Linked DNA regions of Homo sapiens: region 2 is linked to region 1. A link is a loop called in an ENCODE intact Hi-C map of the cell type or tissue named here. Cell type or tissue: HepG2. All regions are shown on one strand. Links, peaks and the distances in the headings refer to the core of each region. The heading gives the core; the rest is flanking DNA.

Evidence for each region. A loop is a pair of places that touch in the nucleus more often than their neighbours do. Peaks named below come from ENCODE experiments on the same cell type or tissue, not always from the same donor. Only the 100,000 strongest peaks of a DNase experiment are listed, where the experiment ranks them.
Region 2: a loop joins it to region 1, with 2.9 times the contacts of the local background. A loop is called at or near these places in 4 of 110 quality-filtered maps.

The regions. Positions count from the first base shown.
Region 1 is chr10:115,090,769-115,099,099 of GRCh38, reverse strand. It overlaps ATRNL1 (attractin like 1), which reads right to left and starts at 5,735. Exons shown (of 29, transcript NM_207303.4): 1 at 5,057-5,735. The coding sequence starts at 5,349. RefSeq lists silencers at 5,165-5,444, 5,535-5,664, 5,695-6,204. In HepG2, for the core only: a CTCF peak has its summit at 5,226 (motif pointing right); no DNase peak of the experiment used is centred there; H3K4me3 peaks cover 1,252 bases; H3K27me3 peaks cover 2,569 bases.
Region 2 is chr10:115,023,307-115,031,637 of GRCh38, reverse strand. It overlaps LOC107984272 (a long non-coding RNA gene), which reads right to left. Exons shown (of 3, transcript XR_001747595.1): 2 at 7,243-7,357. LOC124902509 (a long non-coding RNA gene) reads left to right here and starts at 1,782. Exons shown (of 2, transcript XR_007062297.1): 1 at 1,782-3,785; 2 at 4,866-5,126. In HepG2, for the core only: a CTCF peak has its summit at 5,064 (motif pointing left); no DNase peak of the experiment used is centred there.

The sequences.
Region 1 (8,331 bases), core at 301-8,300:
TGGCAACTAGAAAAGGGAGGGTTTACAAAGGAAACACATGGAAACTTTCTAGCGTGATTGGTATTTTTATGATTTTGATTGTGGTGACAGTTTCAGATGCAAATACATATGACAAAACTTATCAAATTGTATAATTTAAATAAATTGTACATTTTAAATTGTGCTGTTTGACAATTATACCTCAATCTCTTAAAAATTTTGTTTAAATAACTATCAAAATTATAATTAAACACCTCATTTTTGACAATACTAAGAAGGAAAAATAGTGCTATTAGGGCAGTATATAAGGGGTAACCTAGTGTGAAGAGTCAGACAAGCCTCCTTTAGAAACTAGTATTTAAGTGGCCAGGCGCAGTGGCTCACGCCTGTAATCCCAGCACTTTAGGAGGCCGAGGCGGGTGGATCACGAGGTCAGGAGATCGAGACCATCCTGGCTAACACGGTGATACCCCGTCTCTACTAAACAAAAAATTAGCCGGGCGTAGTGGCGGGCGCCTGTAGTCCCAGCTACTCGGGAGGCTGAAGCAGGAGAATGGCGTGAACCCAGGAAGCGGAGCTTGCAGTGAGCCGAGATTGCGCCACTGCACTCCAGCCTGGGTGACAGAGCCAGACTCGGTCTCAAAAAAAAAAAAAAAAAAAAAAAAAAGAAACTAGTATTTAAGCTAAGATTAGAAGGATGATCAGTAATCACCCAAGCAAAGACCAGAGAGGAAAGAGTTCACAGTTACGTGTATAAAATGCACTAAGGCCAAAAGGAATGTGACACTTTCAAGGAACTTCAAAAGGCCAGTCAGGGCAGAGGAAAGGAGGCCTGAGTCTAATCAGCTAAAGGGGCCAAATCATGCAGACACGTGTTCTTGAAAACCATGCTACTATGCTTCTACAAGTAACTTACCTTATCAATTTAGAATCTAAGAAACACTCAATTTAAATTATTTTAAATTCCTACTGTGTGATTATACACTTTAATAATGTAAAAATAATCCATGGATATAAATTATCCATTAAAATAAAACTTTGAAATAAAGAAGTCTTAGGGACAGGGAACATTCAGTTTAAGTTTATAATTACTGTCAGTTTCCTTACAAGTAAAAAGGATTCCAAATATATATGTATTTACATATGCATATATATATATTTGTTTTTTGTTGTTGTTGTTTATTTTTGTTTTGTTTTGAGACGGAGTCTCGCTCTGTTGCCCAGGCTGGAGTGCAGTTGCGCGACCTATGCTCACTGCAACCTCCGCCTCCTGGGTTCAAGCGATTCTCCTGCCTCAGCCTCCTGAGTAACTGGGACTACAGGTGCGTGCCATCACACCCAGCTAATTTTTGTATTTTTAGTAGAGACGGGGTTTCACTGTGTTAGCTAGGATGGTCTCGATCTCCTGACCTCATGATCCGCCCGCCTCGGTCTCCCAAAGAGTTGGGATTACAGGCGTGAGACACCAAGCCAGGCAATATGCATATATTTTTAACAGCTTAGGGGAAGAGTTTACACACTTTATTCTGCCCGTTTTTGTCTATAATAACAACCTAATTCCTGACATTATATCATTACATCTTCATTTTGCTGTCACTACAAATAGAATGCTTCATATATGTATATATAAATTTTTAAGAAGAGTCTCGCTCTGATACCCAAGCTGGAGCGCAGTGGCGTGATTACAGCTCACTGCAGCCTCAACCTCCTGAGCTCAAGGAATTCTTCCGCCTCACTCTCTCTTGTAGCTGTGACCACAGGTGTGTGCCACCATGCCCAGCTACTTTTAAAATATTTTTTGTAGAGATGAGGTCTCACTATCTTGCCCAGACTGGTCTCAAACTTCTGGGCTCAAGGGATCCTTCCACCTCGGCCTCCCAAAGTGCTGGGATTACAGGCCTGAGCCACGGCACCCAGCATACTTCCATTTTAAATGCGTGAAATGAAGTATCCAAATTTGACTAACCTAAGAGGGGTAAAAATATACCCCTTTATATTTGACTAATATAAAGAGCAATACTCTTTATATTTATATAAATTTATATAAATCTCTACTCTACAAAATTAATTCTCAAGGGCTCCCTTCTAAAAGAGAACGTCATTCAAATAGATTATAGCAGAATATTTTCTTGCTTAACATTACACTGAACTATTCAAATAAATACAACTTGAATTAGAGTCTGTATCTTTGATTATTATATTTCAAATATATTTTCCTATTCTCAATCCCAAGTCCTTTAGTCTAGCTTTGGGTGAAAAATCAATGTTCCTTTTGTTTTACCTGTGTAAGGAAGGAATGGCTTGTTATTCTGAGTGCTTTATTCTTTTCAAATGGAAACAGAAGACTGGAATCAATGCTAAGAGAACTGAAGTACCACTTTTGATACTATATTTGCTTCTGCATTTCTTCCCCCAACTATCAATCTTCTATCCTCAAGAAACATTTGAAGAACATTTTTATTCCCTGGCGAAATCCCTATAGTAGAAAAAAAGCTAAGTTACCATGGAGCCAACCAATTAATTTTGACACCTGCTTACCAAGATTGATCAATCATTTTTAATGTCTGTTTGTAAGGTTGCTATCCTTCAGTTTAGAAAAAGATTTTCAAGATAGTTAGTGAAGTGAGATTTTCTAGTTAAAGCCTTTCCCACTGTGTTATTACTTCAAATGCCAGGTAAAACAAGCTACTATCTTCAAATAAACCTTTCATAGGTTTATTTGCATGTACTTTACCAAGAAGAATTCTTTTCTACTATACATAATCCTTCTCTTTAACATTAAATACCAATGTGTTCTTTATCCCCAAGAGTATACATAATAAAAACACAGATCGTTACACCAGTTATATTTACTCTAATTAATAGCTTGTATTCCACAGAGAAATGCAAAAGCATTTACCCAATAGAGTACAATGAGTCCTAGGAAATAATAGCTTCCAAGGAAAAGATGAATACTCAGTGATTAGCTCAGGATTTATTGTTATTTAACAATATCTACATCAAATATCTATTCTTCTTCTACTCACTAATGTATTTTGTTTATGAACACCACCTCTCAATGTTATTTAAGCTAGTTTTAACTTGATCTGTGATCTTTTTAACTGGGACAACATCTGCTAGTGAGGTCACAGGCTGCTGATCCAGCTGATTAACAAGTTCCGCTACTTTAAAATGAAGCTTCTCAGGACTGCAGCAAATTTTGTCCTCTTTAGACAAACGGAGCAAACCCACCCACACAAAAGCCAATATCCCTACATATAAATCAGGCACTCTCCCTATTTATGTAAAAAAAATGTAAAAAATGGATGAGGCTTTTTCACTGCTGACTACCAGTTTACATGTTCAAAATTCTCTCTTGCTAGGTAAAGACGCTGAATTCTACTGTCATAGCAAACGTTTAAGAACACAAGCAAAAAAAAACAACTAACAAGCAGAATTCATTAAGATCTCTTTCCTCATCTTGAAACACTTTTTAAACTTTTAATCAGCATCTCTCCTAATTTTTTTAAAAAGTATTTTTAAAACTACATTACTATACTACCTTTAAAGTATAAACCCTAGAAAAATTTCAACCTATTGCATAAGTTTCATAAAACTTCACTTTAAGATTTCACTTCCAAAACCTACTAGTTAATTTAAATCATAGACTCTACCTAAAATTTTAAAGTGCCATTTTAAAAATATACATTTTTACATTGAGTTTTAAGGGACATTTATTTTAATCAGTAATAGTAAGTTTTTTTTTAAAAAAAAAAAAAAAGGAAAGTATGCTGTGTTTAAAATTCCAGGAAATTGTCCTAGAATACATTAATAAGGTGAACCAGTCTTACCTTTGCCTTAGAGCCCAAGAGAAATTTCACCTAGATTTTGGCTATCAGCCTAACAATATCAGTAATCTACAATATTCAAGAGCCACAAACCAGCCAGCAAACTTCATATTAAGTATCTAGAAGACTAAGAAGCTGACTTTCTTAATGACTGTTACCTGCATGTTGTTAGAAGCCTGCCCCAATATTAAGTGACTTTTGCTACTCCCCTACACTGTGACCCATTGCTTTTTATATCAGGCAAGAATGTAATAAACACCAACCAGTACGAAGAAAGTACCTTCACCTTAGCAAGCAAACTTCTTAGGCTCCTTGAGCTTCAAACAAGCCAAAGCGATGTTCCCGCACAAAAGCTGACAGTGAATTAACCGATCAGAAAAAAATCCATTATCCTCACCACATAAAAACGTCCTTCTATCTAACCTAAAGTCACCTTTGTATTTCTCAATTCAAGATTGTCCTAGCAAATACAACACAGCAAATTCGTTAAAAGTACACATTCTGGAGTGTGTACTGGCTCCAGAATGTGCCAGCTGATTTGGAATCATAACTCGGCCCTTACTACTGTGTAATCCTGGCCAAGTTACTTCAATGTATCGCCTCGATTTCTCTCCGTAAATCCAGCATAATAATTCTAGCAACTCACAGAGTTGTTGTAGGGAATAAATGAGAAAATTGACATAAAGCGCTTAGAAGAGTGTTTGGCACTTAGCAAGTCCATCATAAACTCTACTTATTAACATCACTATGATGACTAAATAAATGTTAGAAGGGGTCACCTCTAGAGAGAAGAGAATGGGGAAAGAGAGAGGCACTCATAGATCATAACTGAACCTTTACACTTTTGTGAATTTTTCACAATGCGCATGTATTTCATAAGTAACTTGGACAATTTCTGATTTTTAAATATTATCCCAAGAAAATGGTGCTGGGCATCATAACTGATTGTGAAAATGTTCGTGCTGAGCAGCGGATCAGAAGTCGCTGCGGACATCTGGAACGCTCGAGAAATGCCTAGCTCCCCGTTGGTCAGGGCTCCGCGCGGGCCCGAGCTCTCCCGGGGCGCCCCGGGGCTGGAGGGGGCGCGGCGCGGGCCCCACTCTCGCCCGCTCCCGCCGCGCGCTGAGGTTCACTCACGGCCGGGGGATCAGAGGCAGCGACGGGGGCGGGGGAGGCCGCGAGGGGGGCGGGGAAGGCCGCGACGGGAGCGAGGCAGGGCTGGAGGTTCGGGGTCCGGCGAAGGCACTTACTTGAACCTGCCCTGGCAGTGCTGGCACTGGTCCCCCACCCAGCCCGGGTCGCAGAGGCAGGTGGAGTTGACACAGCGGCCCGAGAAGCAGGAGCCGGTCCTCTCGCACGGCTTGGACTGGGACACCTGCGCGTAGAGCGCCAGGTAGAGGAAGCCATAGCACAGCAGCCAGCTGTTCCCGTCCAGCAGCCAGGAGGAGGCGCCCCCGCCGCCGCCGCCCGCCGGCCGAGCCCTCCACACCCCCGGGGCCGCTGGCTGCGGGGTACCAGTGCGGGCCCGGCCCCCAGTCTCCATCTTCCCCGGCGCCCCTGCCCGGCGAGACTGCGCTCGCGGGCGCCGACAGGGATGCTGTTGAAGGGAATTCCGGCCGCAGAAAACCTCTCCGCCGCCGCTTCTCCTCCTCCTCACCGGCGCCCGTCCGAGTCCCGCTCCCCGGTCAGGAGGGACAGATCCCAACCGCCGTCGCCTCCGCTCGGCTGCCTCCAGTCGCACTCGGGCATCGCCACCCAGTCTCCCGACCTTGTCCTTAGCGGGCCGACCCCACAGCCGCGGCGTCCCGGACCCGGCCGGAGGCGGGGAGCGGGAGGCGCAGACTGCGCCCGGCGCTCCTGAGGGGACCTGACCGGCAGGAGGAGGGGACCCCGCGCGCGGCCCCGCCTCGCCCGCGGCCCGCGCCAACTGCCTCGGCTCCGAGCGCCGCGCGCCCAGGAGGGCGGGGGCCGAGCGGGCGCCCCGAAGTGGGCGCGCCCAACGTGGAAGGGGGCGATCAAGGAGGCGGCGGTCAGCCCCGCCTCGCCCGCCCGGCGGTCAAGGGCGCCCCGGCAGCCATTCTGTCTCCGGTGCCTCGAGCCGGCCGCAGCGGCAGCGCCGGGAGCCCACGATGCGTGGGGCCGCCCCCCGCCCTCGCGCGCGCCTACACTCCTCCCCACAGGCCCGGCGCCTTGGTCTCGCCCCGCCCCTGACAGGGACCGGGGACTCCCCCACGCGCGCGCGCCCACCCCGCCTGGCCCGCGCGCTGACTGGAGACAGGCCCCCCAGGTGTGGCCCGCGTGCCCTTCCCCCCGGCCGGTGCGGGCACCCCGGCCCCACCCGCACCCCGCGCCCCGGGAGCCCCACGAATGAGAGATCGACACAGGCTTCGCAGCTTCAGCAGAAAAGAAGTCCTTCCCGTCCGCCGTCTGCAGCTGCAAAAGTGCAACGCTTTTTCCCTAGCGCTTCCCCCTTCCTCCGCCCCATCCTCCTGCCTATTTCTTCTTTTTCTCTTAAGAGAGAAAAACTCCAACAACACACAAAGAGCTGAGCATGTGCAGCAGGCAAAAGCCTTAAAGGCACCGCAGTCCGACCACGTTGTGGGGTCAGCGAGGGCTGGGAGGGGCGGGGATTGGGGACTGCGAGAGGCGCGAGGCGGTCTCCGCGGAGGGACCTCCGAGGGGGAGCCATTGCTGCCTCGGGAATAACGAAGCCCGCGCCCCCAACAAAGAACTGCGAGGCTCCGAGCCCCGCGCTCTCCACCCCTTACAGACGCTGCCTCGAAACCGCACGTCTCTCCTTTTCTGCTTGTCAGTGCTCCCTCCTCCATCTGGGACGATATTCTGCCTTGAAAAATATTGCAGCATCGGGGCTTTTTTTCAGAAGAGCAGAAGTGATGCCCACAAAAGGGCCGTTTTCCTTCCTCAGCAGCACTTTTTCTTCTTCAGATGACTTTCCAAGATTGGCTGGCATATTCTGAGATTTTTGTTTTGTACTTTGGTGCCTTCTCTAAACAGTTGCCTTTTTATTTGACCCCCTTGAGAAAGGAAGCCAAACACACATTGCAGCCATATATCCTCGAGTTACAGCAATGTTGCTGGAGTCCCACCAAAGAACAGGCAGTATGAAAAAGAATTCAAAATCCACCAAAGGCACTTCTCACAGAAAAAAAAAAAAAGAAGAAAGAAAAGTTTGTTGTAACTACATAGTCAAAATATTATTGTTAGGATTCAACTCGTGTTTATTTCGCGTCAGTTCTTTTCATGTCTCTTATCCCCACTTGCAGATGAAATCCTCCATTAACCCCATTTTGCAGATGAGAAAGAGCAACTCAGAAAGGTTGAAATATTGGCCAATGGCAGGTTAGGAGTAATGAACTGAGCTTTAGACACGAGGCCTCTGACTGCTGTGCTTTTTTCACTGCTTCTATTAGCAGATGCTTTGTTCTTCCTTCGGTGAATAAAATATACGTGTTGGCTTGGTTTAAAAATACCTCAGCAGTGACTTAAGGAGGAAAAAATAAAAACAAAGATCCAGAAGGAGTTGGCTCCTTCGCAAGGAAAAGAGCAAAAGGAAAACCACGATTCTCGTTGGCATACAGAACAAATCATAATTTCCATAATTTCAGGGTTTTACCAGTATCAAAAATGTCCTTATCAAACCTAGAATTAGGATGCCCTCTTCTTCCCTTAACATCTTTTCCACATCAGGCTGCCCCTTAGAGACTTCTTGAAATGAGTGAAGAAGCAGAGGAGAGAACACTGCAGACACCAGTTAAAAGGAAGATCCTGTTCTGGATCACATCTTTTCATTTCAATGACTGTGAAATCCAGAAGAATTCTTTCTAGTGTCAGCCATGCATGAACACTGTCTGCTGCTTTTCCATTCTTCTCCATCTGCCAGCCAAAGTCAGCCGCATCTTTCTCACATCTAAGGTAGAGTCGCTTTCAGACGTGGGGAAAGTGGCCAAACTCTTAAAACCGTCAGTGAGTGTGAAGGTAATTCAAAGGGTGCGCTGTAGTCCCTTTGACGAGAGAGATCACAGCTCAGTCACATACTGACTGTAGCCTGTATTTGAGCAGAGCTTGCCCATTAAAAATATACTCATAAGTGGGAGTTGAACAATGAGAACACATGGACAGAGGGAGGGGAACATCACACACCAGGGCCTGTTGTGGGGTGGGGGGCTAGGGGAGAGATAGCATTAGGAGAAATACCTAATGTAGATGACGGGATGATGGGTGCAGCAAACCACCGTGGCACGTGTATACCTATGTAATAAACCTGCACGTTCTGCACATGTATCCCAGAACTTAAAGTATAATAATAATTTTAAAATACATATCTTTTAATTGAATAACCACTATAATCAGCTCAGTACTTCACATTACACTGAAGAACATGCAGCCCCACGGGCCTCCTCTCAACATTGCCTTTAGAATCAAGCTGAATATATTAAATTTATATGAATTATTCTCACAAGGATCTCAGAATTTTCACTCACCTTGTATTTTGTTTCTCTCTCAA
Region 2 (8,331 bases), core at 201-8,200, 67 kb after region 1:
GGGGTTTTTTGTTTTTTGTTTTTTTGAGATGAAGTCTCACTCTCGTGCCCCAGGCTGGAGTGCAATGGCGTGATCTCAGCTCACTGCAACCTCCACCTCCCCGGTTCAAGTGATTCTCCTCCCTCAACCTCCCGAGTAGCTGGGATTACAGGTGCATACCACCACGCCCGGCTAGTTTTTGTATTTTAAATAGAGATGGGATTTCACCATGTTGGCCAGGCTGGTCTCGAACTCCTGACCTCAGCTGATCTACCCACCTCGGCCTCCCAAAGTGCTGGGATTACAGGCGTGAGCCACTGTGCCCGGCCAAAAGTTGAAATTATTTTTAAAAATTTAAGTAAATAAATTACTTACATAAGAAAGCCTGCAGTGAATAAGAAAGGCACAGAGAGACAGAGTGTGCAAATAACTAAATAATACAACTAAGAAATTGATTCAAATAAAGATAAATTATGGTGACTGCCAGGAAGGAAATGAACAGAGTACAAAGAGTGAGAATAGCTGAAAGAGGTCAGTTGAGGCAAGCTGAGAAGACATCTGAACTGGAAGGATGAGAAACAGGCTTTGTGAAGGGGTGGGAGTGTCTCTCAGACAGAGGGATGGATAGCAGGTGTAGGGCTTGGAGGCAGGAAAGGCATGGTTTGTTAGGACCAGACAAAAGGCCAGTGTGGCTGGAATGGGAAGGTCAGAAGGAGGGAGGGAAGACTTAAAGTGGGGAAGGTAGGAGGAGCCAGGGCATGCCAGTTCATGGCAGGAAGAAACTGGAGTACATTAACACAACGTGGAGAAGAACATGCCAGCCTCTAGAGCCGTCCAAATGGAATGGGCTACTTTAGCAGGCGGAGAAGCTCGCATCAGCCAAAACTCGTCTCCAAGGTTCTCAAAAGTGTGTTGCTAGAGCCTTTGGGCCTAGAGTTTGGCTTCGCTTTTATTCTTATCACATTGCATCTTGTTAGAGCCAATCCCTCCCTCCAGCCTGAGGAGCTTTTTTCAGATAAGCATCCAGTGTTCTCATCTGAAAGCCACAGATAAAAATGTTGACTAGGGCAGAGCTCTTCCCAGCTGGCAGCTAAATCTGCCCTCCAGCAGAGGTTAGAGGACGTTATTAGGGATGTAAGTGAGGGACGCAGGCCTTACAGGGGAAGTGGATGACCTTACAATCTCTGCTATTTCTGACAGTTTATGAGATCTGTGGACTACATTACAAAGGACAGCACACATTATGGTGTTAGTGGAAGTTTAGGGGATCTTGTCTTCATGAAGATTCAGGATGTAGATCTGGGAAAAGAAAATCTTTTCTCAGTAGTATTAAAGTAGAACCATTTTTACTATAGATGATCAATATTTCTTTTTATGCCAACAAAATACCTCTGCAAGGTTCCGGTACACATGGTATCTTTTCAGCAATTGCTTTAGCATTTGGACCCTGGGAGATGTTATGAAATACACCAGGCCACTCATCCACTCATCACCTGAGGAGAAAGGTGTGTGATAACCATTGTGTGCTGGGTCCTTTTTAAACCTAGAAGCAGTTTATATTTTTGCTACTATTAGAATCTTCCTATTTAAGAAAGCTGGGCTTAAAAACTAACATTTTGAGGAACCACTTCCCTTAAGCACTGAAGCACAGCAGGCAGAACCAATTCTTTCTGGAAACTTCAGAGCATCTAACAACAGATCAATATTTTTGCACTGTGGCCAAAGTCCAGCTCCATTTGTATTGCCGCGAATCACCTAGAGCTGGAAGTGTTTAGCTTTGCCACCTTGATTCCCTAAGTGCAGGTGCTCATATGCTTATGATTGTTTTTAATTTACAAGATTAGAAAAATGGGATTCATCTTATAATAATGTTAATTTTTAAGGCATTTTTATTAAATTTTTTAAAATTGTTCTCCTGAAAATACAGAAAAATTAGAGAAGGAAGCTGCTAAGTGTGCCCCACAATTCCACATCTGACCAGTGTAAACACAGCCCTGCTTCAAAGCAGACTGTTGCAGCAAGTCAGAATTCTCACACTCTATTACAGAAGAGGCCCAACTAAAAGAAACAGCAGGCCAGGCACGGCAGCTCACACGTGTAATTGCAGCTACTAATTTTGAGAGGCCGAGGCAGGCAGATTACCTGATGTCAGGAGTTCGAGACCAGTCTAGCTAACATGGTGAAACGCTGTCACTACTAAAAATACAAGAATTAGTTGGGCGTGGTGGTGCATGACTGTAATCCCAGCTACTCGGGAGGCTGAGGCAAGAGAATCGATTGAACCCAGGAGCCTGAGGCTGCAGTGAGCTCAGATTGTGCCACTGCCCTCCAGCCTGGGTGACAAAGTGAGACTCTGTTTCAAAATAAATAAATAAATAAATAAATGAGTGAATGAATGAAGCAGCAATCCCAGCAAAAGATCTCCAACAAAAATCTTAGCATTGTCTTCTTCTCTACTATTAGATATGCCAGGTGAGAAATGAGATGCAGTTAGAGCCACTTTGACCTGAGTCTATTTCTCAAAGTGTGGGCCCCAGATCACCTGCATAAGGATCATATGAGGTGGGAGGTGGGATGGTTCTTTAAGGTAAAGATTCCTGGGCTCTATCCTGACCCAGTGAATGAGACTCTCTGAGGATGGAGCCCAGGCATTTGCTTTCCTTAATAAGTTGTCCATGTGATGATTTTAGACATTCTGAAGTTTGAGAATCACTCCAGCCATAGCTGTCTCCTCTCCAGTGGGCCACAGGCACCACTGACCCCCCAGCACACAAACACAAGGGGAATCTTTCTGCACTAGCAGCTTAAAGGCTTTTCTTGGATGGTCTTTTTGGTATATTTTTAGTCAAGTAATAAAAATAATGGCAAACAAGTGTTTACTCTGTGCTAGTCATCATCCAAAAACTTCTATTTTTATATTTACTGACTCTTATAATAACCTTATAAGGTAGGTTTATTATAATCCCCATTTTATAGAAGAGTGAATAAAAGCACAGAGAGGTTAAGTCACTGGCCCAACATCACACAGCCAGGATTCAATTCCAGGCTGAGTCTGGTTTCAGAGTCCACACTCTTAACCTGCACCAGGCTATTACATACCTCAATTTCCTGTAATGTGGCCCCAATCCCTTTGTCTCATTCATTTAGCAAATACCTCATCTTTGAAGACTAATAGCAATCCTGCCTCTGTGAAGCCTCTCCTTACTCCATGAGGTAGAGTCTCTTTCTACTACGTGTGAGAGGGGAGATGGAGACATAGGGAAGTGGCAAAGCTAGAGAGGTAATAAGGGCCAGGCAGGTCACAGAGAATGTCTTTGAGGAAGAAGGTCAAAGTGAGGTGCCTCTCTGGGAGCTGCTGCGCTAATCCAGGCGAGAATGGTGGGAAATGAATGATGGATCACTGCAGCAATGTGCCTCTTAGCCCCACCCGACACTGTGACATATACCACTTTTTAGCATTGTCATTAAAACCACAGTTCCGGCTGGGCACAGTGGCTCACGCCTGTAATCCCAGCACTTTGGGAGGCCGAGGCAGGCGGATCACCAGAGATCAGGAGTTCGAGACCAGCCTGGCCAACATGGTGAAACTCTGTCTCCACTAAAAATACAAAAATTAGCCGGGCATGGTGGTGCGCGCCTGTAATCCAGCTACTGAGGGGGCTGAGGCATGAGAATCGCTTGAACCTGGGAGGTGGAGTTTGCAGTGACCGGAGATCATGCCACTGCACTCCAGCCTGGATGACAGAGCAAGACTCCGTCTCAAAAACAACAAAAACAACAACCACAGCAACAACCACAGTTCTTAGGTAAATGAAGGTAACCAAACATTATAAGACTCATTGCCATCGAATGTACCTGGCAATCAAACCGTGAAAATGCATGCCAGATTTCCTAGACTTGAGATAAAATTTCCCACTATTTGCAAATCAGCACAGGTCAGAGTAAAAGGCCCAAAACAGGGGCCCGGGCCAATGTGCCAGTGACCTCCTAAGGCAGGACTGAGTCTTTCATCATTTTTCCAAATTCTCAGGACAGTGTAACAATTGACAGATGTTTGTTGAATGAATAAATGAATTCTGTATGACCACATGACATTTTCTGGTACCTCAGTAGAAACATCAGTGCTGGGGCAACAAGCTTCCTGTCCTTCTCAAACTTTCCCTCCCTCCAAACCAGGAGTCCTGCATTGCTGTGGAGGGTCATTACCCTTCCTTCATAATTGGAGATGTACCAAGCGACATGATAATGCCTCATATTTATGTAAAGCTTTTACCCAAGCAGATTGTAAATCCTTTTAAATAGTCTGATCCATCCCACGATAGTGATGGGAATTGGGCGTTATTACCATCCTCATTGTGTATGCAGAACCAGTTAGACCTGAAGGAAAGTTAATGACTTGCCCAAGGTCACCGCACATGAGCTGCCCAGGCAACTTCAGAAGCAGGCTTCCTAACTCACAGGCTGGCCCGTTCCATCCTGTGGTCCTTCCCGCTCTCTCTGGCTCCTAAGGCCATTTGTGGCAGTGAACATCTGCGAGCTCTGGTCACTTATGCGTTTCCTGGTATCTGATACTCTTTCCCTCCCCACCAAGTGCATTTCCAGTGTGACAATTACTCCATCAGCCACTCCAAGCAGGAGGATTTGAAAGGAGGGCCGCTATTTTCCATGAGTGCAATTATTCATGTGCACAAATAATTGAGCACATAATTGGCTAATGGGGAGTGCAATCGGCCACATGTGGGCATAATTAGCCACTTGCCCCTCATTTAGAGGGTATAATTATCAAAGCAGGCAATTTTATATCTGGGGATAAATTGCGCATGCAGGAGAGAAAGACGGCTAGGAAATCCGGTCCTTAGTTACTTTTCATGTCCTTTTATTTCCAGAAAAGCATTTTAAGGTAAAGGTAACCTTCTGATTTCAATTGCCCGTTTGGATCAACCATCAGACCCAGTCATGGAGAGGACGCAGAAAATGGAATCTAGGAAAGAATGAGCCAGGATCTTGTGGACCGAGCTGAAGCGTGAATCTTCCTCGCCAGAAACACCCCAGCAACCAATTACCCTGGACGTGACGCCGAGGCCCACCTAGTGGTCAGCCATCTGCCTAGGCAGACAATAAAGCTCAATTTTTCTCCTTCTCCATTATTGTGTATCATTTTTGCTTTAGCAGTTTTAACGTTTTCCTCACTTTGTGGTTTTATCATCTCAGAAATGCCAGTTGGCTTGGCACAGCAAGTGATTTTGTTCGCTGCTGGAAGTGGGTCATTTAAAATGCTTTAACAATACCTTTAACTAGTCATTCATCTGGGGATGTACATAGAATAATAAATCGAGAACACATCTCTTTGTGCTTGTTCCAAGACCTGAGATGGCAGAGATTTTACAGTCTCTGCTGCGCAGCCCCCCTGCATTCTGGCTTCAACAGCTCTGCAAAACTTTTCCCACTCTCCCACTCAATCACACAAAAATACACTTGCTAACAGCAGATCCTAAAAATACATGTCACATGCAAGCACAAGGGAAATTTTTTTTAAACATGAATTGACTCTTTAGGAATATGCAAGCTGAATTTTTTTTAAAAAAAGGAACACCGAATCTCCTATTACACTATCCTTCATTTCCATCAGAGTATTATCTTCTGGGGGAGGGAAAATAGCACAGTGATTGGGGAGACAAGCTGTTTGGTGTTAGAAGGACCTCAGTTCCTGGCTCAGCTCTGGCACTTGCCAATTGTGTGACCTTGGATAAGTTACTGAAACTTTCTGACCCAATTTCCCTATCTGTAAAATGGGTTGTTCTGAAGGTCAAAGGGAATGCAGGTAAAACACTTAATGCTAGGCACATTGTAAGTCAGACTCAGGTAAGTGGGATCTATCATTAATATTAAGAGCCTCATCTTTTAACCTCTAACACACCTTATCTGTACCAGGCACATGGCACTCTACAGTATCTGTGTACAGCCCTAATTCTCCTCACCAAGTGGAGGGAAATGTCTTCTTACACATCTTTATAATGCATATGGCAAGATGCCCATAGGAGGTCTTCCATAATTGGTGATAAATGATGGTTCACAACAGCATGTGACACCCCACACTGACATGTGCTGACCTTGAGCACAATGTCACACTCGCTTCTATGGCTTCTGGACCTGAACTCCATCTCCACCCTTTCCTCTATTGTCACCCTCAGAAACTGGCTGCAGGGGTGGGGGTTGGGCGGTGGGGGTTTGCCTTTCTAATTTCTGTTTTCACCTCTTCAGCTTCATGACCTCTGCAGTCACTTCTATTTCAGCTACCTCAGCACAGCCATTCCCTAGACTTCATTGCCCCTCAGACCTGAGGCACCTCGAAATCTTGAGTTTTCTTTGACCTTGTTGATTTCACCTTCCTTACCTTCCACCTTGCCGGGGAACAAATGTGCGCATCTCCTCCCAACCCTGCTTTCTGTGACTTCACATTCATAGCTTGAAACTGGTCATGGTGGGAGTATTTGCACCACAGAAATAGGCAAATATTACAAATCAGGGCTTCCCCTCACCCCCCAGGAGAACCAACTGTTAACCATTTTCCAGGACAATACTGCATGTATTCACATGTATTTCTATCATAACCCTAATCCCTGCACACCTAACTATTCTCCATCATCCCCTATTGATTTCATTTACCTTCCTAGTTCTCCTCCAATGTCAGCGCTTAGTATATTTAATACATGCCATACTGTTCCTCAGTCCCACGCCCTTTGATGGCCAGCTGATTCTACTTTTCTACTCTCCACTTACGGGTAACCCCCATGTCCTCTTCCTCTATCTCACTCTTTCCTCCTACTACCCATCTCTCATCAACTTCTAATCAAGCTCCCACTGCTAATATTCTGACCCTTCAGCTCCTGGTGCCTGTACAGTAGGCAATGTTTTAAACAGGATAGACTCCACTCTGTTCATGTTTATTGTCCAGATACATTATCTCTCAAAGAGAGAGAGAGAGGTTGTACGCAGGTCTTTTAATGGCTAGTCTATTCGGTCCCTTTTTAAACCCAGGTTTCATACCAATGTAACCCTTCAGGCGGTGAGTTACATGTGGCATTTGATGCTTTTTTTCCCACTCGCTTCAAAGTGGAATTCTTTGCTGTGCAACACCACACGACTCTCCTAGCGTATCTCAGCCTTGAAGTGTTCACTAAAATTGATATCGCTCTTCCCTGAAAGAAGCAAGTCGTAAACATTGTCTTGTTTAAAATTAAAAATCTACAGTGAAGTGCTTACCGCAAGAGGAATGTGTCTCAAGGTTGTCTCTAATGCGCTTGACATTCCGTGTTCCTTTACCGAATGTTCATTGAACCCAGGCTGGGGTCGGACGAGGCTGAGGGAAGAAGCCAGCCTGAGGGAAGAAGAAAGGTTAAAGAGAGACAGGAAGGAGGAAGGCATAAAATAAAATAAAAAAGAATTATTATGTAGGACACTGCATGCTACCCTCTACGACTGCTCTGCACATGGGCTAAGTAAGAGACTGCAAACTGATCTGAGAACCTTTGCCCCATATAATCCTCTTGGAAATTTGAGAGATTTTACACTAACATTGAGATCTCCGGCTTTTTCTGAGAAATCTTCGGTACTGGCTACACTGGGCCGCAGTTCTACATGGGAACACAGTTGGCTGGAAATGAGTAGCAGCTGTCCTTTAACACAGGCGTGCACTCCCCAGCTGGAAACCCACCCACCCGTAATTGTTTTCCGCCCAGCCAGAATCATTTACTTATGTTGTCAGCTGGGCCTCTGCAGGCATTTGAGTTTGTGACTTCTACGCTGCAGGAAGCCCTGGAGCTTACCCACATTTCTAAAATTTCCCAAAGTGATGGTTTATAGGAGACAGTGGAATCTCATGATTTTATTCATCTCTGAACCGCTGTAGTGCCTTGTACAAAGTAGATGTTCAGTTAACTAGAATGAAGTGTTCACTGAATTAGATGAGTTAAACATCTGAGCAGATATAGGTCCTGGGTGGCCCTGCAGAAGCTCAAATGCAACACTGCTGCTGAGATGTGAACAGCAGAATGTCATTCACAGCATTTTAGGTTCTGCCCTCTGGGTAATGGTAGTTGAAGAGAAGTCCCATTTAGCTATGTGTACGGGACACTGGCCCCTTGAAGGGAACAAGTTAGAACCAGTACATTAGGGAAACTCCTTCTACTGGACAGATTTATTATTGGATCAAAATTTTAGTGCTTAATAAAAGGACCAGAGCACTAGTCATTTTGTCTTGGTTAAGATAGTTTACTACTGTGGGCCTCTGTTTCCTCATTAGAAAAACAAGAGTTCGTTGGTAGAGTGAACATTCTACAGGATTCCATTCTG